7 separate regions of the Homo sapiens genome follow, and regions 1, 2, 3, 4, 6 and 7 are each linked to region 5. Evidence: chromatin loops called from intact Hi-C (ENCODE). Cell type or tissue: IMR-90. All regions are shown on one strand.

Region 1 (4,000 bases), 350 kb after region 5:
AAATTGCTAAAAGTAGAAGCACTGAAAAATTACTACAATTAGCAGACATTTGTGCCTTTAAGGTGATAGGCGAGGCAGACCATGGATTTTTAAAACATGAAATGAAATAATAACTTTTGTACTTTTATGATATGTTGAACACAGGCCATCCTGGCAACTTGCGAAGTATTAAGATTCTAGTTTCTTGGGTAGGTGAAGTATAATAGATTTTAGATGATTACAAATCACTTCACTTGTGATTTGGCACTTACTTCTCAGATTAACAAATCATGTAAAAATGATTCAACCATTGCATATTAAAAGCTTGGAGATAAAGTTGATTGTATCTATTTCACTGAGTTTAAAAAGATTTTCTATAACTGTTCACACAGTCCTGCAACATTACACACAATTTTCACAAGTTATTGTGGAAATACAAGGTAAAGGCTTATTTCATTAATACATCATTTGGAGAAAACATGAAAAGTGCTTTAAAATGCTAATTTTGTTCAGGCATGATCTGAACAAGAATGACTTAGATGTTAGACATTGTGGTCATTCTCATTTTTAAAGAATACCAGTGAGTCATATTTTTGCAAGTTGATCTCAAAGAATTTGTCTAAGAGATTAAAAAGTATATATTACATTGGTTATTAAGAACTTGATTATTTAGTAGAGTTGGCTGTGTTTTACAGAATATCACTCTAAAAGATAGGACAGATAATAATGATAAGAATAAATAACTGTTAGTTTCTATGTTCCATCTTCTTTTCATTCAAGCCTCTCAACACACATTGAACATGATGGCTCTAGCTAAGTAATCAAAAGACAATTTAAAAAATTGCCTATTTAGCAATGTTTCTATCAAAATAGTAGGCTATCTCCTAGAACATTAAAAAAAAGCCGGCTAATTATTGAAATAAACAGCTCTTAAATATCGATCTTATTTCAGTGAAGATTTGTTGCTTGCTCACATCACATAGTCCATGGCAGTCTGGCATATCTCTTCAAAATAGTGATGCGGAAGCTCATCCTCTCCCTTCATCTTTTGGTGCCTGTTCAACACATGACCTGCATGCTTGCCTCAGAAGTGGAAAGAGAGTGGAGGATAGCTTGTGGGAGATTTAAGGGACTAGGGATTGAAATGGCACCTATTCCATCAACCAAAGTGGAGTCATATGGCCCCACCACCTTTAAGGATGGGGCGGGGGGGGGAATATAGTGCTCAGGAGAGGCAGAAAAAGAAATGGGTTTAGTAAGAAAATAGCAGCATTTGAGTTTCACTCTTTAATTAAGTCAGAGTATTAATGCTCACACTATGTTGGCCGTGGAAGTAGGCCATTCAAATCTCTGTCAAGTGGACCTGCTGAGGGGACCATAGTTGATTTATAGCCCCAGCTGTTACACATTTGAGTCAATACCTCAAGCTGATGTAAGTCAATGATTGAGCTTAGTGGGAATGCAAGAACCAGACCATTAATGCTCAAAGTGAGATTTCTCCAAGAGCAACTGGTTCTTAAAGTCCACCATTGACCTGGCCTGGCCAAGATGTTCTTGGAACTGCAGTTTTCAGAGATTGCTTCTAACTCATTTTTTCTTCCCTCTCTTCTTTCACAAGTGTCAGACCTATAGGGTGGTTTAAAGGCTCTTCTTGTCACTCTTACTCCCACTTTTATCTTTCACAGAGCCACCGCAATAAATCTCTTGACTGTCTAATTGTATTTTGATTTTTCCTTACTGGAGGACCTGAACTGACAGAAATGGAGCTAGGATTGATTTATTTAGAAAATAAGATGAGTTTTGAGAATGAGTCACTCTCTACCTGACTAACAAAGATGAGCTTGTTTTAAGGGGAAAGTGCAGCATGGATAATCCCCATCCCAAAATAATGGCCTAATTCCTGAAGGGCCCTGGGAAAATGTCCTGGTATAGAGAAATGATTTTGCTGGTGCAATGTTTCAGGCATTTATGAGATATGTGGAGAACAACTCCTTTTTAAGGACTGTGGAGTTGCCTAGTTACTACTACTTGTATTGACACTGAGGGTGATTAACAGTTAAATACTTTGGTAGCTTATAAAAATCCCCTCCTCATCTGTAGAAAGACCAGCCTGGAGTCATGTATTAGTCAACCAAGTCTGTCATAATAGAATGCCACAGGCTGCATGACTTAAACAACAGAAATTTTTTTCTCAAATTCTAATGACTGGAAGTTCAAGATCAGGGTGCCAGTGGAATTGTTGTCTGATGAGAGCTCTCTTCTTGGCCTGCAGATGATCAACCACTTTTTTGCTGTGTCCTCACATGGCCTTTCCTCTCTGCATGGTCAAAGATAATTTTAGATTAGATTAGAGGTTTTTTTGATCAAGGGGAGAAGAATATAAGGCAGGATATTTGAAAATTCATTTACTTGGTGGTACTTTCTCAGGAGATGTGATTTAGTACCTTGCAAGGACTGAAGGGAATGAGGAAAACTTACTGCTGAGGTGGCCACTCAATGTATGGAAAATCAAAGGGCCATGCTGAGTAAAGTAGAAATTCGTTAATTTCCTTGCTATGTTGTAGAAATAGAATAAAATGTTTCAGGCATGCGGACATACTGGAATGGATATATTGTGCAAGGCCAGAAGGCCCACCAGATGATTATCTTCTATCACTAAGGCCATGAGGAATGTTCTGGTGAGAGGGTCTTTAGCATCACTGAGAAATTCAGGAGTGTATCTTCTCTTTAGGTTAGGGCTGATAGCAGGTGAGGGGCCCACAGACCTGGGCTCTTTAATAACCATGTGGATGATGAGGCACCAAAATAATAAACACCAGGGGGTACCATTTAAAATCAGAAACCAGGAGGTTACAATAACTATAACAATCCGAAAGTTCAGAGGGGCAGTCAAGATTCAGGGAGCTAGTTAATAGAGGATGGCTACAGAGGAAAAATAGATGGGCAGCCAACAAGGGTGTTGCTTAATATCTAGAACCAGAACATGGTAAGAATGGAAGAGCAGGAGGCTGCAGGGAGTCACTTCAATGAGCAATCATAATTCCTTGCTCAGTTTCCAGATCTGAGCTAATTTTCAAATACAGCAACTACTGACAGAAGAAGTAGCCAGATTTTCTAGAGGAAAGAGCTGCCAGTATGTACTGCAATGACTCCCAGTTCAACCTCAAAAGAGCCCATGATCACTTGAGTGCTTTCGCACTGGAGAAAGGGTCACGCCTAGACATTTTTAGAATGATTTTACAGAGAATCCAAGTTGATATTCATACTACGGGACTCAAAGCTCATTATTGTTCCCTGAGAGAGTAGGGAGTACAAGGGCTAAGTAATAAATGGAGTCCTGGCTAAAAGTTAAGCTATTGGGTTCCTGGGTAGAAGCACCTAATTATTATTTCCCTGGTCTTTGAGTGTATAATAGGAAATGATATTCTTGGCAGTTGGATAACATCCATCTGAGTCTTTGACCTGTGAAGTAAGAGTTATCACAGTGAATACCAGTGCCAAGTGGAAAACTCTGAAAATGCTCTTCACAGCCCCCTGACCAAGATATTCAATTGAAAAATACTATAACACCTTGCAGGAAATGGTTGGGATTACTGCTTCAGTTACAGATCTAAAAGTTAAGGGGATGGTGGTCCTTATTATGTCACCATTTAATTTTCCAGCATTTATCCATTTTATGTAGGGGCCTGATAGTCAAATTGGTGACTTACTTTGTTCAGCTTGTTGTAGACTGTCACAAACTTAGTAAAATCACATTCCATTTACAGCTTCCATGCTGACTGTGGTATTATTGCTAGAACAGATTAATAAGTACTTAAGTATATGGAATTCAGCCATTGACTTGGGGAATGCCTTCCTTTTTATTTCAACTAGAAAGAAGGATTAGAAAAAGTTCAAGTTTGTATAGAATGAACACGAATATTCACTTACAGATTTGCTCCAGAGTTATGTCAATGCTTGTCCTCTCTGACACAATATATTCCAAAGAGATATGGATTCTCTGACATCTCACAGAATGTCA
Region 2 (4,000 bases), 1.0 Mb after region 5:
TTAATTTTTAATTCAGCAAACATAAATTGATATAATCCACATAAACAAGAGCTTTTTGAGGTTCTCAAAATAATTTTTAAGGTGTCTTCAGAAAAAAGGTTTGAGATTTTCTTTTAGACTAGTCTTATCATCAATTCATCTTGTTACATTTTGCATCATTTCTAATTATTTTTTCTTAAGAATATAATTGTGCACCTAGCACCTGTATCTTGGTTTCTCATACCACTATTCAATTAAAAGAATCAGGATTTGTTGGATAAATGGCTGGTTCTAGGACTTGTGCAGGAAATATACAAGATAAACCAGGAGCATCTTGTAGTGCTGGAAAGTAAGGAAGTGTTAAAGCAAACAAACAGCAAAGGAAAAAAAAAATCCTAAACCAATCCAATAAATGTGGTATGTCAAAAAGATACCAGAGTCAACTGAAAGAGCCTCCAGTGGTCAAAGTTGGAACAATTTGAGCAACAAAGTAAAAAAAAAAAAAAAAGTATTGGATTGTGACTCAAGGTATAAAACAAATATCCATGATTCTACACCGGTATAAATAAATACTTGACTAAATAAATGGAGGAGAAAAGACAAATTTCCTGTGCAGAATTCAAATAATTTATGTAGATATGCATCTTTCAAGGAGCTAGAGCATAACTCCCCGTACCTTAAGTGAGCTTTCTTCCTAAGAGTTTGGAAAGGCAGTTGGGGATAAAGAACAACTTTACATCTGGAGAGACCTGCCTAAGACTACCTCAGACAATTGACCAATGTTAACATCAACAATGACAAGTAATGTTCATAGTCTGTATCCTTTACATGATGTGATGAAAATGGCATTTCACCTTTGTCATCTTCCTCCTAAAAACCCGTAACCCCAGATTAATCATAAGAAAAACATCAGACAAATTTCACCAAAGGGGCATTCTACAAGACATCTAACTAGTACTCTTCAAACTATCAAGGTTGTCAAAAACAAAGAAAGTCTGAGAAACTGTCACTGCCAAGTTGAGCCTAAGGAGACATGACAACTGTAATGTGGTGTCGTGGGTGAGATCCTGGAACAAAATAGAACATTAGGCAAAGAAAAAGGAAATCTGAACAAAATATAGCTTTATTTAATAATAAAATATCCATATTGGTTCAATAGTTATGACAAATGTATCATTAATGTGTTAATAATAGGGGAAATGGGGTGCAGGGTTTATGGGAACTCTCTGTACTATATGCTTGATTTTGTCTTTTAAATCTAAACCTGTATGAAAAGATTAAGTTTATTTTTTAAAAAATTAATTATAAATATATTACATTTTGTACACATTCTAAGGTGGTAAACAGAAGAAGGGAAATAATAATTGAGGGACTCTACATCACTGTTTCTCAAAATGTTGTCCTAGGGATACCTGCATGAGAATCTTCTGAAAGAGCACAATAAATCAGATTTCTAGAACCTCTCCTGCCAAGTCCTACAGAAATGAAACTGTGGGAAGGAGAGTTCAGGAAACTTCATTTGAACAAGTTTGAATTTCATTGGTTAATGAAATATTCTACCTTAGTCTTAAAAATTGTTTTAGCATCTTTATTTACTTCAATAAAAGCAGCAAAAATAATCTCACCAAATAACACAGAAATAGTAGGTCAAACAAGTAAAAGCCTTCCCAAATAAATTTAATAAATAAATTAGGCTTTATATACTTTAATTATTTATAATCAGATCAATCATGATTATTTTCAATAACGTGCCCCAGAGATTGTCAAAATAAATCTCTCAGTACTAACTCAGTAGATAACTGATGCTTGTGTAAGTTAGAGCAGCAGAAAGTTATTCATTACTCATGTACCTGAATAGAATACCACCCTAAAGTGAGTTATGTTCATCTTATTATGCCTAAGAATACCCAGTGAATGTGTTAACTTTACCTAAATTTGATTCAAGTTGAAATATATAATGTGAGTAGAGAGCTGCTTCATCAAACTTTTAAGAGTCAAGTAAATTTGCCTTCAGCATACTAGTTGCTTCCTTCTGAAATACATAAAATTTAAGAGTAAAGTGTCATTGTGATGAAATGATCAAGGGAAGAAAGGCATGACCAGAGTGACTGAGGGGAATAATCAACAGAGAGCCTGACCCTTTCCATCCACATCATTCGTAGTTATTCTTAGAATTTCAAGTAGCATCGATTCTTCCATAGAGTGTTCCCCAAGAAAAGTGATATGTTTTAAGAGTAATACCAAGATTGTTTTTCTGGTGCAATTTGACTCATAGAAATGAGATATAAGAAGCTGTGTTTTTATTTTCTACTCTTTGCTCATCCTTGAGAATCTTGAAACCACAAAAGGAGAGAAAGATAAATAAGTTATTTCATGGTCCTTTTTGTGCTTCCTAGAAAATTATGTTTATTTCTCCTTTTACAAGAATAAAAATAAAGTCTTAAATATTTAATTTTGAGAAAAGTCTAATGCAATTGGGAGAAGACTAAAATGGCTGAAAATCTCACTCAAGAGTTTCAGTTACAATTGTATAACATTTGAATTTTGATATCTGGAATTCTCATGGATACTAAATAGGAGGAAATGATGTTGAAACTACTATAGCTGCCCAGAATTATGGTGACTTCTATCACCATCCACAATGAAAAGGGGCACCGTGAGGTGTGTGTGTGTGTGTGTGTGTGTGTGTGTGTGTGTGTGAGAGAAAATTATAGCTTTATAACTGTTAGATATTTAAAATATTCAGAACTATGCATTACAAGAGCTAAAAACACCAATGACATACACAAAATATGACATATATTAAAATACACATGGTCAATGCCAATCTCATTCCACTATATAAGATATTCATGAGGGAGGTGGAGCCACGATGGCCGAATAGGAACAGCTCCAGTCTACAGCTCTCAGCGTGAATGATGCAGAAGACGAATGATTTATGCATTTCCAACTGAGGTACCAGGTTGATCTCACTGGGGATTGTCGGACAGTGGCTGCAGCGCACCGAGCATGAGCTGAAGAAGGGTGAGGGATCACCTCACCCAGGAAGCGCAAGGGGTCAGGGAAGGAAAAGGGTGACAGATGACAACTGGAAAATTGGGTCACTCCCACCCTAATACTGCACTTTTGCGATGGTCTTAGCAAATGGCACACCAGGAGATTGTATCCCGTGCCTGGCTTGGAGGGTCCTATGCCCACGGAGCCTTGCTCATTGCTAGCACAGCAGTCTGAGATCAAACTGCAAGGCAGCAGCAAGGCGGGGGGAGGGGTGCCTGCCTTTGCCTAGGCTTGAGTAGGTAAACAAAGTGGCTGGGAAGCTCAAACTGGATGGAGCCCACCACAGCTCAAGGAGGCCTGCCTGCCTCTGCAGACGCCACCTCTAGGGGCAGGGCATAGCCAAACAAAAGGCAGGAGAAACCTCTGCAGTCTTAATTGTCCCTGTCTGACAGCTTTGAAGAGAGTGGTGGTTCTCCCAGCATGCAGCCTGAGATCTGAGAATGGACAGACTGCCTCCTCAAGTGGGTCCCTGAACCCCGAGTAGCCTAACTGGGCACCCCCCAGTAGGGGCAGACTGATACCTCACACAGTCAGGTACTCCTCTGAGACAAAACTTCCAGAGGAATGATCAGGCAGCAACATTTGCTGTTCACCAATATTCGCTGTTCAGCAGCCTCCACTGCTGATACCCAGGAAAACAGGGTCTGGAGTGGACCTCCATCAAACTCCAACAGACCTGCAGCTGAGGGTCCTGACTGTTAGAAGGAAAACTAACAAACAGAAAGGACATCCACACCAAAACCCCATCTGCACGTCACCATCATCAAAGATCAAAGGTAGATAAAACCACAAAGATGGGGAAAAAGCAGAATAGAAAAACTGAAAATTCTAAAAATCAGAGAGCCTCTCCTCGTCCAAAGGAACGCAGCTCCTCACCAGTAATGGAACAAAGCTGGATGGAGAATGACTTTGACAAGTTGAGAAAAGAGAGCTTCAGATGATCAAACTACTCCGAGCTAAAGGA
Region 3 (4,000 bases), 130 kb after region 5:
CAAATATATCTTTCATTTTTCTTTTCTATTTTCCTATAATTACTGTTGAACAGAGTGGTGCCTAAAAATATGCATATCCTTCCTAGTTCGGTATGAAAATATTATTGTCTACAGACAACAGTGTCCAAAAGAACTTCCCACAATGATGGATATGTCCCAGAGCTGCACTGTCCAGCTCAGTTGACCCTAACCACGTGTGGCCCCTGAGCACTCGCAAAGTGTCTCGTATGATTGAAAAACTGAATTTTAAATTTTTTACAATTTTAATCAACTTTAGATTAAATTTAAATACCTGCATATGGCTAGCAGATACCATATTGGACAGCACAGTCTTTAACACATTTATTGTTTAAGCATATCTTAAAATTAATTATGAAAATTATACTAATTGATTCATAAGTTAGAAGTGCACCTGTCAGCTAGCTTCTATGGAATTAGACATAAAAGGAAAAAGAGATAAAGACTTTAATGAGGGAGAATCCATAATAAGGGAAAGGATGCTTTCATTCCTATATTACTCTTACCTAATAATGTTCCTAAGAGTGCAAAGAGGATCACAAAGTAGACTACTTTGGGGATCATAAAATTCATATTTAGAAATTTTCATGGGCACTGGACATAGGGCTTAGAGTCATTAAATTGAAGATGAATGTGAAAATCATGGCTTTTAGGAAAACCTTGCAAAAATTATCTCCAAAATATCAATTAGCCTTGGGTATTGTCTATGTCCTTCCACCATCTATGTTTATTCACAATTTTACATATAATGTGTGGAATGTAAATGCAATTTGTTTTCTACTATTTTAATACATTTTTGACAAAAGATATAACTGAGGTTTGTACTAAAACATACTTGGGAAATTTCTGCAAAACAAAATCTACCCCGAGTAATAAATGTTTGTCCTTTGTCCTTTGACTCCTTTGAATGATTGAGTGGAACAGTTGGAGATACCTAAATAGGGGTGGTTATTAAAACAAGCTGTATAGCTAATTTCTCAATTTCAGGCCTTTTCTTGGCCTTGCCTGACTATTTTTGTTGCACATCATTAATCTTGAAAAGCATACTCACAGGGAAGCCACCTTATGGAAGCAGCCCAACAGGAGCAGGTGTGTCCGTTATTGAGCAGCCCCTGAGCACTGCTGAGGCCTTTGCTGTCGGCCACTGCTTCAGGGCTCAGCCTCTCACCAGAGCCCAGTTGCATTTACCTTGCCAGTCAAAGCTTCCCTTTGCCTCCAGGAAAAAAAGATTTTTAAAGGCCCCTGTGCTGACTACTTCCTGAATCTCAGTTTGTAGTTGAGCCACCTGCAGTCATGGATGCCTTCTTCTCTAATTTCTCTTGTTCACTTAATAGTGATGCCATCAGGTAGGGTTGGAAGATAAAATATGGGATGGTCAGTTAAGCTTGAATTTCAGATAAACAACAAATAATTTTTAAAGTTAAGTATATCCTGCATAAAATTTGAGACATACTTATACTAAAAAGTTATTTGTTGTTTATCTTAAATTCAAATTTAACTGGGCATCCTGTGTTTTGATTTGCTAAATCTGGCAATGCTACATTAGGGCCGCTTTCCAAATCTTAGCAGTGAGGAAAGAGCTCATACAACTCAAACTTTGTGGGAAGATATCACAAAATAGTGTGGTTTATCTTTCAGGAATACCAAGTATGCTTTTCTTGGAGTGACTAAGACTTTGATAACAGGAATAATCACTGAATTTGGGTCTTGGCTATGACAAAACAGTGTTGATGGAACTAATAACTTATTAACTGGCTCTGGCTGGGTGCCCCATGGAGCTTCATTTAATCACCACAGAACAACAATTTAAACTGCAGAAGAAGGTCAGTGACTAATTCAGGCTCTAGAATTCTTTTTTCTTTTTTTCTCCTATGGAGATGTGAAGAGCAGAACTAAATGAAGTAGCCTCAGTTCTGAAAGTTGCTTGCGTCCAAGAATAAGACGTGATATTATTAATAATTTGCAGGAGATTTGTTGTTATAGCTAGCTGAATCTGCAGAAATTGGAGCAATATACTTAGAGGTATCAATAGAAAAAACAGTCTCACAATGATTTACAATGCACAGTGTAGAACTGAAAAAAAGAAGAGAATGCATACATTGCTATAATAAAGTTCTTATTAAATGGAGTCGATAATATAGGCACCAATGCCTTGTTCATTAAGCTGCTTATGACAAAAGGGACAGAATCAGGAAAGCAACATGACTTTGCAGTCCACTTAGCAACTTCTGTCTCTATCAGAGGTAATTCTAAACTTCAGGCAAAGCCACAACACTCAGTCCCAAACATAGTGCTTTTTATAGCCGTCTGAATTTGTTTCATCTCCCCTTTATTCTTGGATTAGTGGCTTTAAAATGGAAATGTTGGATTCATTTCAGTTATTAGGCTGATGCAAGCATTGTAATTCTTTCTTTTGAATTCTTAAATGTGTTGATTGTACTCTGGGAATTTGATGGTTCTTTTTAAAAATACTGTGTTTGTTCCATTTTTTCTGATGTAATTGCTTTTACTATTAATTCCCAACTCAATTATATTTGAACTTTTGTAGAGGAATCAAAGAGACACAAAAGGCATTCTAAATGATAAACTTCCATTTCTTCTTTCAAAATGCAAATAAAACTAGTTTGGAAGAAATTGGAGGGAAAGAAATTGCTTTAACGTGGAACTTATTTTGAGTCTGGAAGTCTTGGTTTTTTAAAAGAAATACTCTGGTGACCAAAACAAATGGTGGTGAGTTGGTGACACAATAATTGGCAGCCTCTGGTGTCCAAGGCCATTTGCTTAAATTATTTATGTCTCAAAACTGACAGGAATTTCATAAGAGCAAATATGGCAAGTCCAGTGGGTGTCATTTATCTGCTGCAATCACACATCTAATTGGTGGCAGGTCTCATCTGCCAGAGCTGATGCCTTAAAAACCCAGGGGAAGAATTTATTTCAAGACAGTCCCACACCCATTACGGTTTGATTAGTCTTTCACCAGCTCGATTCCATTCATTGCCAAAAGAAGGTTGACACAAAGAAGAAAATTCTTCTAATGTTGTCTGCTTTAAAATAACTCAGTAACAGGTATTATTACTGAAACATCTCCTTAGACTTTGAAATGATCTTTTAACCCCCTTTTCTTAAAAAATACTCTAAAAATTACCTGAAACTAACTGAATTATGATTTTTTATTGTACAGTGGTGTCATATGTGGCTATTATAGTCTGGCAGCCTCCTAGGATGGGTTTGCAGTTATGTCTCTGGGACTCAGATGGTCCTTGATGTCTTCTCCCATCCCTCATTAACTTGATTTTCTCCCTCTGTGGTGCCTTCTGGCAAGGCTGGTAGAGATGGGATGTAGTTCCATTGTATTTGCCTTTGGAGCTGGAATAGGAAATGAGCAAAATTAAATTGCCTCAAGACAATTTATATAGTCTTCATTATGTACAGATGACTGGCTCCTTTTACTCATTTTCTTGTGAACTTTGGAGAAATGTTCACGGAATCTATGATCCTTAAAATTTATCTTATAAATTTTAAGAAATAGGTTTTTAATGCTTGAAGAGAGCAACAAACTTATAAAATATTCATTGCAGTTTGTATTTATTTATTTTTGCCTTGGGCATTACAATAAACTTTAAATCAATGACATAATACTCTTCAGACTTAAAAACACTTTATATTCCATATTTTTATATATTTTATTCATCAAAACTCTATGAAAGTAAGCTGTTCAGAGTAGCATGGTCTTTGTTCACAATTAAATTGTTAAAGTTATAATCAATTTATGCCAATTGAAAGTTTTTTCCTTTGGACATCCAGTAGGTAAAATGAATTAGTGGTTGTCAGTGTCATTTATGGTAAAAAGAGGACCTTCCCCAAATAGTTTCTGAAAAATAAATACGGTCCTATTCACAAGTAAAAGTTATGAGGAAACACATTCAACTTTTATCTCATTGGCAGGGATTTGGGAGACTAGAGAACTTAACTATAGTTC
Region 4 (4,000 bases), 450 kb after region 5:
GTGCACATGTACCCTAGAACTGAAAGTAAAATAAAAAATATATATAGATATAAATAACCTAATAAATTATGAAAAAGTATCTTAAAAAAATTTACAGAAGAAATGTAAAAGGGGAGCAGTTTGAGTCCTGGGGGATTTTTGTAGCCATCTACCTAAAAAATATAGAGACTAGGATTCAGGAAACTTAGTTTCTGCTAGTAGACATTTTTCTCAAATAATTTACTGTGACTCAGTTTCTTCATCTGCCAAATAAAGATAGTAACATATGTGCTGAGGGGGTCAAAGAACTATTTTGTCCATCAAATGTGAAAGTGGATCAAATATTATAATGCTTTTTAAATAAGCTATGATTCTACTGGGTTAGAATAATAATAATGCTTTAATGTAATCATCATCATCACCACCACCACCACCACCACCACCACCATACTCTTCATGAATAAGTAAGTTATAGATTAATGCAGCATAATGAAAGCACCCTTGTAACATTCTTTCTGGATTTCATCCCACTTATACCTGTAGATAGACTTTTACCTGTAGATATCCTTTGCAATATAATTGTTGACTTATCTTTCTCAGGCTTCCCAGCAGATTGGCAGGAGACAGGGGACAGTTTAATAATTTTTAGCACTCCCCACAGTATGTAGCATAATGTCATACATTTAATAAGAGCCCAGTGCATATCTATTAAATATTTTATTTGGGAACTTCAAACCAGGGAACATATATAGAAACTGTTATTTCACAAATGTTTTTGATTCATGATTCATGTTTGTAAATAAAAGTGAGACAGATGGACATTAAGAGGAATCAGTGGGTCAACATCAGTCCCATTCCCCATTTTCACTTTAACTTGGAGAGGAGAGATTCAATACCCTCAAGGAGAATATCAATATCGTGTTTTAGTAAAACATGCTTGGAAATGGTAGAAAAGAGCTATTTTGAATTGAGTGTTAAACAGCAGAGTGTTAAACAGGCAAAAGCAGTGTAAAGGAGATGGTACATCTCCTACTATGGGAAAGAGTCCTGTATCTCAATACTGCCAGCATTGTGTGCCAGGGAAGTTTGAACCAAATTTTTTTTGTAATTTTTTTTTTTTCCCAATCAGAAGAGGCTGTGTCGAGGGGAGAAAGGAGAATTGTGTTGCTGTCTTTCAGTCAATTTTGAATCAATTTCAAACCCCAGAGACACAAATGTAATTCTGGCTTCAGGAGTGAACATTCAAGAATAATAACAAAAAGTAACAACAGATTGATTAAAAAAAACAAAATTTCAGGCCTCAGGCAGCTTGAAAAGAAAGTTGTGAATGATGTTGAAATTAGGAATTAATCTCATTTTAGAGCAATGCTACTTTTTCACTAATCATACCACATGAAGGCATTATTTTTTTCAGAGAGAGGGTTCTGGCTACAGAGTCTTTTGAAGTAGTTAATACCCAGCTATTTTGTTTGCAAAATAGAATTATACTGCTATACTTGATATTTTGTTTTTATCATCGCCGGGCTACATCTGCTTGAGGAGGCTGAAAGAGGTCACTATGATCTCAAATATGTCATTAATAACCAGCAGAGTGTTAAACAGGCAAAAGCAGTGTAAAGGAGATGGTACATCTCCTACTATGGGAAAGAGTTCTGCATCTCAATGCTGCCAGCATTATGTGCCAGGGAAGTCTGAACCACATTTTTTTTGTAATTTTTTTTCCCAATCAAAAGAGGCTGTGTTGAGGGGAGAAAGGAGAATTGCTTTACTGTCTTTCAGTCAATGACAGACTCATATACTTGTTGGCAAGAAAGAGAAATATGTACTCATCATTCCATAGCACATTTCAATGCAATTACTTCATAATGACTTCTACTATTACAGGGATTATCTCACCAGATTCATTGTGATAAATCTTCACATGGAGACAGGAAATAGAATGTTATTATAAGATGTTGGTGAGTTTACTCAAGCAGTTAGGATAAAAGGAGCATAAAATTTGCCCCCCTAAAATACCTTTAAACCCAACCTGTCTGAATACTTCCTACCACTCAATTGTAGTCTAAACCACTTTACAAGTCATTTTATTTTATTTTACATATACCATTTAAATGATTGGCCTAAATCATACAATTGAAAAAGTGACTATTTTAGTTATAAGCTCTCCTTAAGGTTAACACTCAGTCTAGAACAAGCATAGTGAGATTTTTTTGTTTTTTGCATAATATGGGCTGGAACATGTACAAAGTTTCAATAAAGCATATTTTGTTAATAATTGCTAGGCATAGTTATGGACTGCTGGGAAGAGGAGAGTAGAGAAAGTCCAATCTGAGGGGAAATAATTAGAAGTAGAAGAGTTAATTTTAGCCAGATGTTTAGCCTGTCAAGGTGGCAGTGTTGGAAATTGCATTTAGAGGCAAAGATTACTAATCATGCTGCTTCATCACAAATCCTCTCTGTAGCCATTATCTTCTCTATTTGTGTGCGTTGAGTTTGTACTGCCCATAGCATTACCTGGTTCTGCTTTGTGCTTCTTCATAAATTAAAACATGTAACATGCTAACATGTATTTTGGATGATTCTGTTTGGTGAGATCCTTGGGCCTGGGCAGGTGATTGACCATTTAATGTCAATCAAAATAAGTTTTAGGTTCCCATGTATTCTCAGATAATCTTGGTGTCATTCTTGAACTTTCTCTGGCACTCATTTTTCACATTGAATGTGCCATCGGTGCCTACAAAATATGTCTGGTTCTCACATTGCTATAAAGAAACGCCAGAGAGTGGGTAATTTATGAAGAAAAGAGGTTTAATGGGCTCACAATTCCTCAGGCTGTACAGGTAGCATGGCTGGGGAGGCCTCTGGAAACTTTCAATCATGGGGGAAGGTGAAGGAGGACTGGCACTTCACATGGCTGGGAGCAGGAGCAAGAGAGAGAGTGGGGAGGTGCTGCACACTTTTAAACAACCAGATCTGGGGATAACTTCTCACTCAATATCATGAGAACAGTCCCCAGTGGTGTGGTGTGAAATCATTAGAAACTGCCCCCATGATCCAATCTCTTCTTACCAGGCCCCACTTACAACACTGAGGATTACAACTGAACATGAGTTTTGGGTGGGGACACAGATGCAAACCATATCACACTTCTTGCCACCTCCACTGACATCCCCTGGCCCAAGTGCCATCATCCTGCTCATGAATCATAACTGTATCTCCTGACTGGTATTCCTTCTTCCATCTAGACTCCTTTCAGTCTATTCTCAATGGAACAGCCAGAGTGATCCCGTGAAAACATAAACGAGATCATGTCATTCCTCTATTCAAAAGTCCCCAGTCACACACTGTGGAAAGGCAAATATTTGTGCTGTGACTTTGAAACCTACATGATGGGCCACGTGTTCCACCACACTCCTTCACTCCCTTATCCCCAGCCACCCTGGTCTCCTCACTCATTCTCAAATACCTGGGCAGCCCTGCCTTGGGGGCTTCACACTTCATCTTCGTTATGCCTCAAATGCTCTTTTCCAGATATCCACAAGGTTGACTCCCTTCTTTAATTACGTTTTTATTTCAAACTCAGGTTTTACATAAACCTTTCCCTGGCCAGCCTAACCAAAATCTTAGCACATCCCTGCCCAACCCCACTGTCATTTTCCCCTGCCTTACATTTTTCTCCCTAGCACTTATTAGTATATAACACATACTAAATATAATCTTGTTTATTTTTACCAGTTTTGTTCATAGGTGAATCTTGTTAGCAGAGTGCTTAGGACCTGGTAGATACTCCATACATATTTGTGAAGTGAATGAACCTATTCTGAATTCAATACATGGCCTTATAGCCTTTCATACTAAGTCATGCTCCAATTTTACATGATGTCTTATTCTCACTCTTAGTGATAGTAAGTTTAGCAAGTTACTGAATAAGGAATTTTTTGGGAGAAGAAGTTGCATCTTTCCACAAGCAAAGAAATCGGAAGTTAAAGACATTCTCATAGCCAAAGCGTTATGGAGGAGT
Region 5 (4,000 bases):
GCTTGCGGGGGGCTCATCACCCGCTCGTAGACAACGGGCCCCCGCAATCCCTGCGGGCTCCGCCGCTGCTCTCACCGCTCAAAACGGCAGGTGCAAAAAGCATTTGGGAGCCGCTTGCCAGCGCGCGGAGGTAATGCGCTTCCTGTCCATTTATCTCAGGAAACCAGTGCAGCCTTCCCTTCGAAACAAAATTAACCTCTCATTAGCCAGCCACTCGCTCCCAAGAAGGCCTTAAAAGCTTTACCAGCTCGCTAATGTATTTAGGCTTTTCTTCCAGGCAAACGCAGCCGCCGGTCTTGACTGCCATCGCCCAAGGGGTTCCTCTGGGCTCTCCCGCGAGCCAACAGCCGACCTCTCTCCAGCCTAGTCTGGGAAACTCCAGCCAACCCAGGATCCCATTTTGTAGTCCCGGGCAGACCCGAAACCCCTGAAAGAACTCCACTCCAGAAGACGCCAGAACAAGTTCCCACGAATTTCATGGGCGCCCTTCACATGAAAACCTCAGCTCCCCTATCCTCAAGGAACGGGGAAGGGCGCCGGGGAGGGACTTCGGTGGCCAGCTGTCCCTGGGTCGTGGGCGCTGTTTGCTCTGCGGAGCGCCAGCCCTGCACACAGCGGGTGCGGGAAGCGTTGATGGGAGGCTGGAGGGCGGGGTGAGCGTAAACTAGGATCTAGCCGGTTCCAGGCGTGGAGAATCAAATGTGGTCCTAGATCTGTAAGTTGCGAAAAGGGGCTTTTGGGAGCGTCAGAGCTTTCTCACTCCGGTCCCCCGCCGCCTTGAGGCTGGCAGATTTATACCCCACAGGTGGATGGAGACCTAAACAAAACAGTCCCGGCCGCTGCCTGCCGCTCGCCCCCCACGTCCCCCGGGCCCACCGCAAACTTCAACAAAATAAACAACTCACCACAGGCATTCCCTTGTCTGCAGCGCGACGCTTGCCAGCTGGGAAAATAAGCCGCAAGCCACGCGGCCGAGGCGCGGAGGGAAGGCAGCGCGGCGCCCGCCCCTCTCCCCCAGGTGGGGGGCAGCGCGACTCGGGGCGGGAGGGAGGCTCCGCCTCGGGGGCCGCTCTCCCAGTTCTCCGACTCCAGAATGAGCTCTGGGAGAGGAGCTGCGCCCTTCCAGCTAGCCCGATTTCTCCGCCATCTAGGGGAGAGGGCGGGGAGCCAAATCCCTCAGCCCCCCGCACCCCAGCAGCTTCCTCCAGGCAGCTTTCTCCCCAGTCAGCCTCAAATAGAGGTGAACAGAGACCCTCCTCTCCCCCCGGCAACCCCTATATCGCCACACTGCCCCCTGCCGGCGCTATCCGGCTCATTCCGGCACTGCGGACGGCTGGGGGCGTGGGGGCGTAGGGGCGCCGCAGACCCCCGCGTCCAGGTCCTGGATCAGTTCTCTCTTCGCCTTCCCCCCACCACACTCAATCTTGCACAAAGACGCCTTTCACGCCGCCAGCGCCACCCTCCGCGCCGCCCTCCGGGCCGGCGGCGCTGCCTTCGCCCACCCGCGGCACCAGCCGATTCCTGGTGGGCGATTGTGCCACTCGTCGCCAGGCAGGGCGGCAGCGGACGCGTGCGGGCTGTTCCCACTCCGCGCCCCGGCCAAGGCGCCAGATGCGCTGCCCCCCGCCACGTTCTCTAGCTGCCCGCCGGCAGCCGCAGAATGCACACCTTTCTCTCCGTAAATGATCCTTAAGGGTCTTCCAAGTGTTTCTAAAATGGGTACAGTGGCGGGAATGGTCCGCTGGACTTTCGCCGAAATAAGGAATCCAGCGATCTTACCTGACCACCTAAGGTGCCAGTGTGCCTTTACAGCTTAAGAAAGCCAAAGATAAAGATTTGGAAATAAAGAGGGGAGAGAGGGTTTAAAGAGACACCTAAGGCCCAGAGCAAGTGTGTTACAAAGAATGAGCCCACGAAATGTTCGAGGGAGGACGGTCGCTTCGATCAGCGTGGAAGGCGTGGAGGGCAAGAAGAAAGGGATTAACTTTCTACCTTACATTGATCTTCCAAAGTAGAAAAACAAACAAACAAAAAACATCCCAGATACTCAGCGGCAGCTAATTGGCGCGTTCAACGCCTGGAACTAGCGGGCTACTTCTCTTAGTCAAGTCAAATGCTCAAGTATCCTGACTCAGGGAGGTCACTTCTTGCCTCCTTAGGCAAGAATCTACGACCCTCTCCAGCTTTTCTTTGCCTTCTCCTCCCCTAACCCCTCCTTACAGTTTCTCCGGCTAACGCTAGAGGCAGCATAGGGCAGTGTAAAGAGGACGAGTGGGAATCCACAGAGGAAGGTCTAGTCCTGACTTTCTGGGTCTGGGCTTTAGGCAACTGATTTAACGTCTTTGGACCTTGGGGTCACTATCAAGAAAGGATGTGTAAGAGGCATTAATTAGTAAAATTTACATATCCTTCTCTTTCTTAAATTCGATGACAATGAACGCCCTTCCTCCAAACCTCTGCAGGTTCCTCCTTAGTATTTTTTTCACCTTGCTTTATCTTCTCCAAGTGCCAGTCAAATGGAAAAAAACATACTGAGATTGTTTCAAGGTAAATGTAAGACACATTGAAACATACCCTTTTGCATCTGAGAATTTAAAAAGAAGAAAAAAAAAACCCCAACTCAGCTCCTGGTTTACAAAAGCAAGGAATTTTAATGTCCCCACTTGTTTTGCTTTTGAAAAGCCACTCCAGCAGTCAGCAAAGCACAGCTTTGATTTAGAAACTAAAGGCTAGTCTCTTGTGTTTTTCTTTTCCCTTCCACCAACACAAAGACAAGCTGCAGCATAAAATAATGATGAACAAGAGTTCAAAGCAAGCCCAGTGAGCCAGCCCAGAGGATGTTTTTTAATGCAGCCCCAGTTCTTCGTCCCTCTCCTGCTAAGCTGAACGGTACATAAATAGCAGGCACAAGCTGCCAGAATTCCCTGTCTCCTCCACTCCTTTCCCATAAATATTGCTCAGTGGAACCTAGAGGCTAACTTGTCAATCATCACATAAATACATTCATCAGATCATACGTTTAATTTTTCTTTAGTTTCATAATATTTTTCATGATTTTCAATTCACCACCCACTTTGGAAACTTGAACATTAGTTCTCCCTCTGGGTAAGCTTGTCTGTTTTCTGAGAACTTTCTATGCAACTAAGGCAAAAAAGGGTAAAATCTCATAATGAAGCACTAACTTTTAAATTACAAATCTCTTGCTTCAATTTCAACAACAGAATTTTAGAATGGCTTGGCTTTCATACAATGCACACTGTTAAAAGTTATCTATTAAAGAGGATTCTTAAGTATCCCTTTGGGATACTTTTTTGGGAAAAAAAGTTTCCTTAAACAATAGTGGTGGCAAAATATTCTGAGCTTGTCTAATTCTGTTGCTTTCATTTTTTTTTAAGTTATATTTTAGGCTCAGTATGATGGCTCACACCTGTAATCCCAGTGCTTTGGGAGGCCAAGGCTGGAGGATCACTTGAGTCCAGGAGTTAGAGATGAACCTGGGGAACATAGCAAGACCTTGTTACTACAAAATTTTAAAAAATTAGGAGACGTGGTGGCACACGCCTGTAATCCTAGCTACTTGGGAAGCTGAAGTAGGAAGATGACTTGGGCCCAGGAATTTCAGGTTACAGAGAGCTGTGGTCTGGTCACTGCACTCCAGCCTGGGCAACAAAGTGAGACCCTGTCTCTAAAAAACAGAAGTTATATTTTAATTGGCAAATAAAACTATATATAGTTATGGTATACAACATAGTGTTTTGAAATATGTATACATTGTAGAATGACTGGATCAAGCTAATTAACATATGCATTACTTCACATACTTATCTTTTTTGTGGCGAGTACAATTAACATCTACTCTCAGTGAATTTCAAGAATAGAATACTTTGTTAGTAACTATAGTCAAAATGTTATACAGTATTCTGTTGCTTTCAGTTGTATCAATCTCAACACTCCCATTGCCTCATTCAAATATGCTAAAACATTTACATTTCTAAATAAA
Region 6 (4,000 bases), 930 kb after region 5:
CTTTGTTATTCAATAACATAATTACTTTACAATTACCTGTCTTCTAATTTTATCTTGAAAGAGTGTGTAACTAAAAGAAACAAGGGTGGCATTGGTGAAAATAACACAAAAATATACATTTTTAATATATTACATACATTTGAAGTCAAAGAAGTGAAAATGCTTAAGAAATCTGTTTATGCACCAAAATCTATGTGCATGAGAGCACATGTAAAAAATAAGGCTATGATTCCAAGTTGTGGTTTAACAACCAGAATTTTATAAGGTTATTAAGTTGTACCACAGTATCTATTAAGTACTGACCTTTGCCACAGAAACTTGGCATGGACTGTTTTCTTTAGGAAACAGATACAGCAAGAGAGCCTCTGGTTTCTGTTAGATTTATACAGAATATTGAGCTGATCAAGCCATGTTTATGGTAACTGTCCAAATATAGACTATAAAAAAACATGATAAATTAACCTTAAAGTGGTAAGTCTGAGTGATATTAAGTGGCCTGAAAATTTAATTTCAATTAAACCATTCTTAATGAACTTCCTGGTGATTAGGCAATTCTTTGCTTTGTTTACCCTATTAGTGTAAGAAAACTAGGAAAATGTCATAATGATACAGGAAATACCAAACATACCATAAAAGAAGACATGGACTCTGGATGAGATTTGATGTGTGATATCATTTTTCTGCTTTAAATTTTTCAACAGTAAACTTGGCATCTGTCCAATACTTATGATTTTTTTTTTATGTATGTGCAAAATCATTCCATTCTCACAAGTATCTGATGAGGCAGCCAGCATTATTATCTCCATCTTTTATATAAAAACACTGTGATACGGAGAGGTAAACAACTTGTCACTAGTCACACGGCTTCCCAGTGGCTTTGCCTGAAATACCTTTCATAACACACAAGGCCCATTCTGATGTGGTCTCTGGTACATATATAATTTTTCTGGTATATATATGTGGCCTCTGGTCTCCTCAAGAGCCAGGCTTCCTTTCTCTTAAAACCCTGCCTGTCACCATGCTAAATTTCTTCAGTTCTTTGAACAAATGATACCCTACTGGAGAATAATAAATTATTTCTGCCTTCATCTTGCAATGGTTATAATAATATTGAATAATTGTTCGATATGAAATAATACCAGATGGATTTGTCTTTCTATATAGCAACTTTCAATTAATAGGTCAGTATTTATTATGTTGTCCCCTCCTTACCATGCTGAGATATAATAGTATAAAATTAATGAATTAGAACATATTTAGAAAAAATATAGAAAAAGGAATATTTCCATTTTCTTGAGTGAGTGGCAAATAACTCTACAAATCCAAAGTGTGAAAGAAAGCATTAATTGATATTTATCAAGCCTCTAGACATCAAAAGAAAGTTTAGTGTATGGCAGAAGAATTAAAAGACTAACTGGATCTCTGGAAGCAAAATATATCCTAGCAATTCCCAGACATAATTTATCATGAGTGTCATGCATGACTTATAGAAATGTTAATAGAATAAACTGATTTCCGATTGCACCAGCAAGCCTACTTACAGAATCAGATACCTTTAAATGTTTTAATATCTATGGCTGATATATGTCAACTTCCTAGAAACAATTTCAAGTTAGCAAGTATTTGTATGAAAGACCTCTATATTCTAGGATAATATGTCCAAAAAAGGGAGCCAGTACTCTGAGAAAGACAATATTCAAGAACAGCTGCACATAATAATAAATCCTCACCAATGTGCTACATCAATTATTTTGGCTTAACTGAGTCATCTTCCTCTAACTCCCGAAAATGAAGAGATATTGGCAGTGACTAGAATGACTCATAACCACAATAACACATTTCACAAACATTCTCAAGAGCTTGAGCCACAATTCATAAGATAACAGCTATTAACATGTAAACCAAGAGTCCCTTATAACAGAGAAGCCAGATTGTAAAAAGAAGTTGAATTATACAACATTATACTGGTCAATACATAAATGTTTACAAGTATCACTTTGGCTGTTTAGTTAATCATTGCTTTAGTTTCAAGATGAGTCTTTCACTTTTCAATCTCAAATTAGGAAATCCTTTCATTCTCTTTTATTCTTTTCTGAAATATCCTTTTAAAAGGGTTTTCCTAGTGGTTTAAATTCTGATATTTTATATATTTCTTGGGTTTGCAGTCTTAAATATTTGAAAACATTACTCTACACTTGGTCTAAGAATTTTCCACCTAAGAAGGAAATATTTATTTCAATTTAAAATAATTCTTTAGAATCCAATGACATGGAGGATTATTGTCACATGGGAGGAATCAAGACCTCTGTCTAATACATCAAATCTATAGTCACCATATTTTCTTCAAACTATCTAAATTATTATGTATTGTAAAACATTTAAAATCAAATAAATCTGTAATGAATTAACATTTTTTTCCATTTTTTTGGATATAAGAAGTTTTTATTTGAAAAAATAACATTGCAATAAATCAAATCAAATATGGGCTTTCCATACAATATCACATTTTTAATTTTTAAAATCAAATTTTTAATTTCAAAAACTTATAGTTTTATATATACATAATATTAAAGTTATAAATGAAAAAGTCTGTTCAGATTATAAAATGGGTAGGATAGAACCAATATACAACCTAGTATATAATATTAATTCCTACATATGGGCTTCTCTACATATAGTCCATTTCTCCTTCCAAATCCAAATCTGTCAAGCATGTATCCTGGGAGGCTGATTGATATAGATGACACAAATGGTTTTCTTTACCTCATGGCTTCCCCAGTAGTAGGCACTGGCAGGAGAATAGTGGAGGGAAAATATGGTAATCTGAATGACGTTCCCTCAAAAATGTCCATATTCAAATCCTCAGAATATATGAATGTTACCTTACATGGCAAAGGGGACTTCATAGCTATGATTAAGTTAAGGGTTTTTGATATGGAGAAATTATTCTGCATTATCTAGTGAGCACAATCTAGTCATAAGTTTCCTTACAAGAGGGAGGTAGGAGGGTCAGAGTCAGAGAAAGAGTGAGAAAGAAGGTGTTGTGAGGACAGAAGCAGAAGTCACAGTCAGGGAGAGACATGAAGATGCTACACTTCTGGCTTTGGAGATAGAGGAAGGGAGCACAAGCCAAAGAATGCAGGTGTCCTCTAGAAGCTGGAAAAGGCAAGGAAGCAGATTGGCTCCTGTAGTCTCCAGAAGGAGCACAGCCCTGCGACACCTTGACTTTTAGCCCAGCGAGACCCATGGGGGAGTTTTGACCATCAAGAACTGTAAAGTAATAAACGTATATTGCTGTCAGCCACTAAGTTTGTGAATATTTATTACAGCAATACCAGGAAACTAATACATAAACACAGGGTAGTCCTTCCCTCAGCCCCTTGTCTGCAGATTAACCATGAGCTGAACGAGTTCCTCTACTGAAGGCCAGCTCTGGTCAAGTGGCCCTCTCCATGCAGCTAGCTTCTCTGGGATCTGCAATCACTCTATCCCTCCATTTTTAGGCCTTAGGGCCACCTGCACTTGTTAGTTTCTAATTAATCCCTTGTTAGTTTCATGAATCCCTGCCCAAACCTATGTAAGTAAGCAAACTGTCTAATTACCTGAATTTCAGTGTGATATGTTTCCTGCTGAGACTCTGAGACCCTGCAATATGCAACTAAGTCTTGAATAGAAAGTCACTCAAAGTTAGTCCTGCCAAGTATTCCTCTATGTACTTTATTTATGTGTGCATTATGTCACACTTTTCATGGGATTCCATATTCATCATTTAAAAATCCATTCATTTAACATACATTTTTGATTGCCAACTATGTGCCAGCCTTCATGCTGGTTAGTGGACATACAATGTTGAACAAAAGTGGGCAAGGAATTGCCCTAATACAGCTTACAATTTTATAGAGGAAGGCAGACATTAATAAATGAATCACAAAATAAATGTAATATTGTATAAGTGCAATGAAAGAGAAGTGCTATAAGAACTTAGAAAGAATTTTCCTAG
Region 7 (4,000 bases), 660 kb after region 5:
TTGATGAGCTTAATGTCAAGCTTGGAAGATAGACACAGAATAGGCCGGGTGCAGTGGTTCAAACCTGTAATCCCAGCACTTTGGGAGGCTGAGGTGGTTGGATCACCAGGTCAGGAGTTCTGGACCAGCCTGGCCAACATGGTGAAATCCCAACTCTACTAAAAATATAAAATTTAGAATTTAGCCAGGCATGGTGGCACGCACCTGTAATCCCAGCTACTCGGGAGCCTGAGGCAGGAGAATTGCTTGAACCCAGGAAGCAGAGGTTTCAATTAGCCAAGATTGCACCACTGCACTCCAGCTTGGGTGACAGAGCAAGACTCCGTCACAAAAATAAAAAAAATAAAAAAAATAAAGATAGACACAGAATGTTACTTATATGTAAGTATTATGAAGGAAAAGTACAGAGTACAACAGAAGCATATAGCAGGGAATCTTTTATAACTTAATTTTGGAAGTGACATAACATCACCTCTGCCATATTCTATTGGTCACACTGATCTGGAATCTCCTGGAACAATATACATGGAAACTACCCAAATATATAAACATCAGGAGGTGGAGATCATTGGGGGCCATTTGGAAGCTGGTTATCCAAGGATCCTAGCCTAGATTTGCAATTGTAACATTGTCTTTGCTACTTAGACACACAAAAATAGCTAGTAAATGTGATAAAATAGTTATATATAAAATTTAAGGACAAAACCAAAGAAATATTACAATCTCAATGCTTTTAAATTATTTGTAAGAAGCTAATCATTTGCTGTGGAAAGCATCCATGAGTGATCTGTGTCCAATGCACGTTCAAGAATTCTTGAATCTAGGCATGAAAACCAAGCAATATGGCAGCAGAGAGCCCTGTTTCCCTTTCCACTCACATGGTTACAGAATCATGAATGAACTCAGACTAATCAAATTCAAAGAAGAACAATGTTAGCAAGGGCTAGTGTAACCAGAGAATCTGCAAACTACAAGTACATTAGAGAAGTTCCAGTAGTTGCCTATAGGGATGCTGTCCCTAGCACCTCTGCTATGTGAGGATGTCTGTCTTGCTGCAACACTGTATAGCCTGTTCTGCTAAGGAAACAGAGACACTGGTGGGTTTTTTCCACTAATGCTTATCTAATTCTTCATATAACTATCACTTATTTTAGCAGTATATTTTTCCCCTAATGAGAGAATTGTTTAACCCAACAGTCAAAATAAATAACAATTTAATTTCTGCAGTAAACTGCTCTGACATTTGCTACAATAAACAAGAACAAGATTATGTGCTTGCTTTATCATTTTGAAAAGACTGTTATTAAATATTCAATCCTTAGAAATTGTAATTTATATTTATGGAATATTAGGAGAAATTATATGTGATTATTCATAGATATATATTTGTATTTCAAGTAAATGAGGAAAAAGGAACCAAACTAAAATGCATTTTTGTTTCTCTTTGTCTACTTTATGTACCTTATTTTACTACAAATCTGGAGACCTAGAATTCACTACCCAAAGAATTTGCTATGACCTCATTCTTACCAGATTAAGCTAAGAATGGTAAGAGCATGTGAAAATTCAATAAAGATAGTGATCATTTCTTTAATTATGTAAACATTTGAGGATTTTCTTTTACATTTGGGATCAACAAGCTGATAATATTTGTGTACTATTTTTTAAAAATAACTATTTGTGTGTGTATGCGTTTAATTAATTTTACTTATAAAATGTTTCTATCAGTCCCTTAGCTCAGGGGTTCCCCAACCATCAGGCCGCAGACTGGTACCCTCCATGGTCTGTTATAAACCAGGCCACACAGCAGGAGATGAGTGGTGGGCGAGCCAGCATTACCACCTAAGCTCCTCCTTCTGTCAGATTAGATCAGCAGCAGCATGAGATTCTCAATAGTAGCTTCTACCCTGTATTCCAACTGGGCATGTGAGGGATCTAGATTGTGCACCTATGAGAATATCTGATGATCTGAGGTGGAACACTTTCCAAAACCATTCCCCACAACCCTCCCCCCACCCCGCCCAACAAATCCTTCCCATCCATGGAAAAATTGTCTTCCACGAAACTGGTCTCTGGTGCCAAAAAGGTTGGAGACCACTGCTTAGCTAGTTCTTAAGTGAGACAAATTTGAACACACTGTATAATTAGATTAAAGTAAACATTTCTGAACCCAGCTTTTTTCTTAATTTTACTTTGAGCAACAGGTGATGGTAACTGTGCCTAGTATTTCCTATATTTCATGTTCATGCATGTTTATCAAGCAAGTGCAATATGTAGCATAGCTCCGTAGTGATCCCTGCTTCCTGTGAGAGAGTCGGCTCAAAGTTTATGAATATTTGGAGGATGAGGCAGAGCAGCAATCTTATCAGCTTTAATTTGTCACTCTACAGCTTGCCTCCATATTAAGTCCTCACATCCAGAGATGGTCCATAACTTTGAGATTAGCTAAGCCTATGAGATAATGCATTTTATTTCATTAACCATCTGTGGTGTGCTGCCAGGGATTTATAAATGCTGGTCGATGCTTGTGTTCCCTTAAGGATAATTTTGCAATCAGTCTGCAAAAGATGTGAATAGAAACCACCCAGCCCTGAGGAAAGATGACATCGTCACTCAGATAAATAAAGATATAGGGAAAAAATGATGACTAAATAAAATATATGGTATCTAAGCCAAATTAGAGAAGACAAACTTCCTAGAAGGAGCCATAGAAAGATAAAATAATGAGAACTTTAAAGACAATCTGGTTCTATTTCTTCACTTTAATGATGAGAAAAAATGTGCTCCAAAAAGAGCTTCTTTTCTTCTTCTTTTTCTTTCTTTCTTTTTTTTTTTTTTTTCAGGGTCATGGGCTATGTGAGTTGAAGACAACTCTGAGTCTAGTGTTTTCACTGGGAAGCCTTTCTCTCTGGAGCATCTCACAGAGAGGTTACTGCAAGCACACCACACCCCAGCAGTCTGGGAGCCTGTATTCTTTTAAAACAGAACTTAACAAAGGACACAGACACACAAACCCACAAAAAGATTACTGTTAGCAAACAGATGACTGAATCACTGGGTCTTTTCCACTTTTGATTTGAGGGGTATATGATGATTAATGCAGGATGATGTGAGAGGCTGCTTTCTGCACAAAAAAAGTCTGGAGCACTAGGGAAAAAGTGGAAAAGGAAAAAAAGCTGATGTTCAAAACCACAGAATCATATGTGACAGAAGGAGCCAGAACCTCTCCAACTAAGGCTCACAGAGCACACCACATAGAGGCTAGCGTGGCTCAGGCTGCCTGTGCCAGTCTACTAGGCTGGTACTCTCTGCTCTGAAGGCGGGGGAAGGAAGAGGATTGGAAAGCAGCAAGGTCAGGTGGCTCTGGCACTCTACCTGTAATGCCTTAAACACATCCCAAGGCTTGCATGGACGAAAGATGGGCTTTCTGAGGCTACATGGACTTTAAAGATTGAATACAATTCCAAATGAAGGTACAATTTGCATTTAGCACACATGGATCCCTTTGAAATGTTTCACTGGAGCTGGTGGTAAAAATTTTTGTTTATGAACAAAAATTTTCCAGTTGTCTCTGGATATATTCCTAAGACCCTCTGACTAAACATACACTGCATATATTTGTTTAACATACAATCAGATTGATTCTGTACAAAATATGTAATGTGATTATATTTGCTTATATGGTAAAAAAAAAAAAAAACTTCACATCTGTCTGCATGCATCTGTCAGAAATACCTATGGCAATATACTGACAGAGGAAATTCTTTCACTATTTATTATGCATAATGTGGACTTATAATTGCATAAGAACAGAAACAGAAAAGTTGATGTGAAAATGTACCCCACACTTGGACAATGAATGATTCCCCAGTCCAAGCTTTTAAAGTATTTTACATACAATTCTTAAACAGATTAAAATACAAATATAGATCAAGAATGATTCACCTGATCTTTGCCTGATCCCAAGCTGGCTTATAAAAACCTCACTTAAATTACAGTT

What was found. Hi-C counts contacts between places; a loop is a spot of excess contacts. Peaks named below come from ENCODE experiments on the same cell type or tissue, not always from the same donor. Only the 100,000 strongest peaks of a DNase experiment are listed, where the experiment ranks them.
Region 1: it touches region 5 in a loop (6-fold over the local background); 2 of 110 quality-filtered maps call a loop at or near these places.
Region 2: a loop joins it to region 5, with 2.8 times the contacts of the local background. A loop is called at or near these places in 3 of 110 quality-filtered maps.
Region 3: it touches region 5 in a loop (2.0-fold over the local background); 2 of 110 quality-filtered maps call a loop at or near these places.
Region 4: a loop joins it to region 5, with 10 times the contacts of the local background. A loop is called at or near these places in 7 of 110 quality-filtered maps.
Region 6: it touches region 5 in a loop (7-fold over the local background); 9 of 110 quality-filtered maps call a loop at or near these places.
Region 7: a loop joins it to region 5, with 7 times the contacts of the local background. A loop is called at or near these places in 5 of 110 quality-filtered maps.

Annotation. Positions count from the first base shown.
Region 1 is chr5:98,413,278-98,417,277 of GRCh38, reverse strand. No RefSeq gene overlaps it. Among named protein-coding and RNA genes, the nearest start is that of LINC01846, 250 kb to the right of the region's middle. In IMR-90, no CTCF peak of the experiment used is centred here; DNase peaks (open chromatin) are centred at 557 and 2,127; H3K27ac peaks cover 568 bases.
Region 2 is chr5:97,722,732-97,726,731 of GRCh38, reverse strand. No RefSeq gene overlaps it. Among named protein-coding and RNA genes, the nearest start is that of LINC02234, 120 kb to the left of the region's middle. In IMR-90, no CTCF peak of the experiment used is centred here; no DNase peak of the experiment used is centred here.
Region 3 is chr5:98,636,626-98,640,625 of GRCh38, reverse strand. No RefSeq gene overlaps it. Among named protein-coding and RNA genes, the nearest start is that of RGMB-AS1, 130 kb to the left of the region's middle. In IMR-90, no CTCF peak of the experiment used is centred here; a DNase peak (open chromatin) is centred at 1,725.
Region 4 is chr5:98,312,286-98,316,285 of GRCh38, reverse strand. No RefSeq gene overlaps it. Among named protein-coding and RNA genes, the nearest start is that of LINC01846, 150 kb to the right of the region's middle. In IMR-90, no CTCF peak of the experiment used is centred here; a DNase peak (open chromatin) is centred at 1,815; H3K27ac peaks cover 1,851 bases.
Region 5 is chr5:98,766,531-98,770,530 of GRCh38, reverse strand. RGMB-AS1 (RGMB antisense RNA 1) reads left to right here. Exons shown (of 2, transcript NR_033932.1): 2 at 1-913. It also overlaps a transcript of RGMB not described here. Among named protein-coding and RNA genes, the nearest start is that of RGMB-AS1, 4.6 kb to the left of the region's middle. RefSeq lists enhancers at 1-170, 1,882-2,622, 2,623-3,364. In IMR-90, CTCF peaks have their summits at 766, 1,303 (motif pointing left) and 2,243; DNase peaks (open chromatin) are centred at 840 and 2,230; H3K4me3 peaks cover 2,416 bases; H3K27ac peaks cover 2,552 bases.
Region 6 is chr5:97,836,229-97,840,228 of GRCh38, reverse strand. No RefSeq gene overlaps it. Among named protein-coding and RNA genes, the nearest start is that of LINC02234, 2.5 kb to the left of the region's middle. In IMR-90, no CTCF peak of the experiment used is centred here; a DNase peak (open chromatin) is centred at 1,808; H3K27me3 peaks cover 495 bases.
Region 7 is chr5:98,108,899-98,112,898 of GRCh38, reverse strand. All of the region lies in intron 3 of LINC01846 (long intergenic non-protein coding RNA 1846), which reads left to right. Among named protein-coding and RNA genes, the nearest start is that of LINC01846, 50 kb to the left of the region's middle. In IMR-90, no CTCF peak of the experiment used is centred here; DNase peaks (open chromatin) are centred at 2,348 and 3,078; H3K4me3 peaks cover 245 bases; H3K27ac peaks cover 1,917 bases.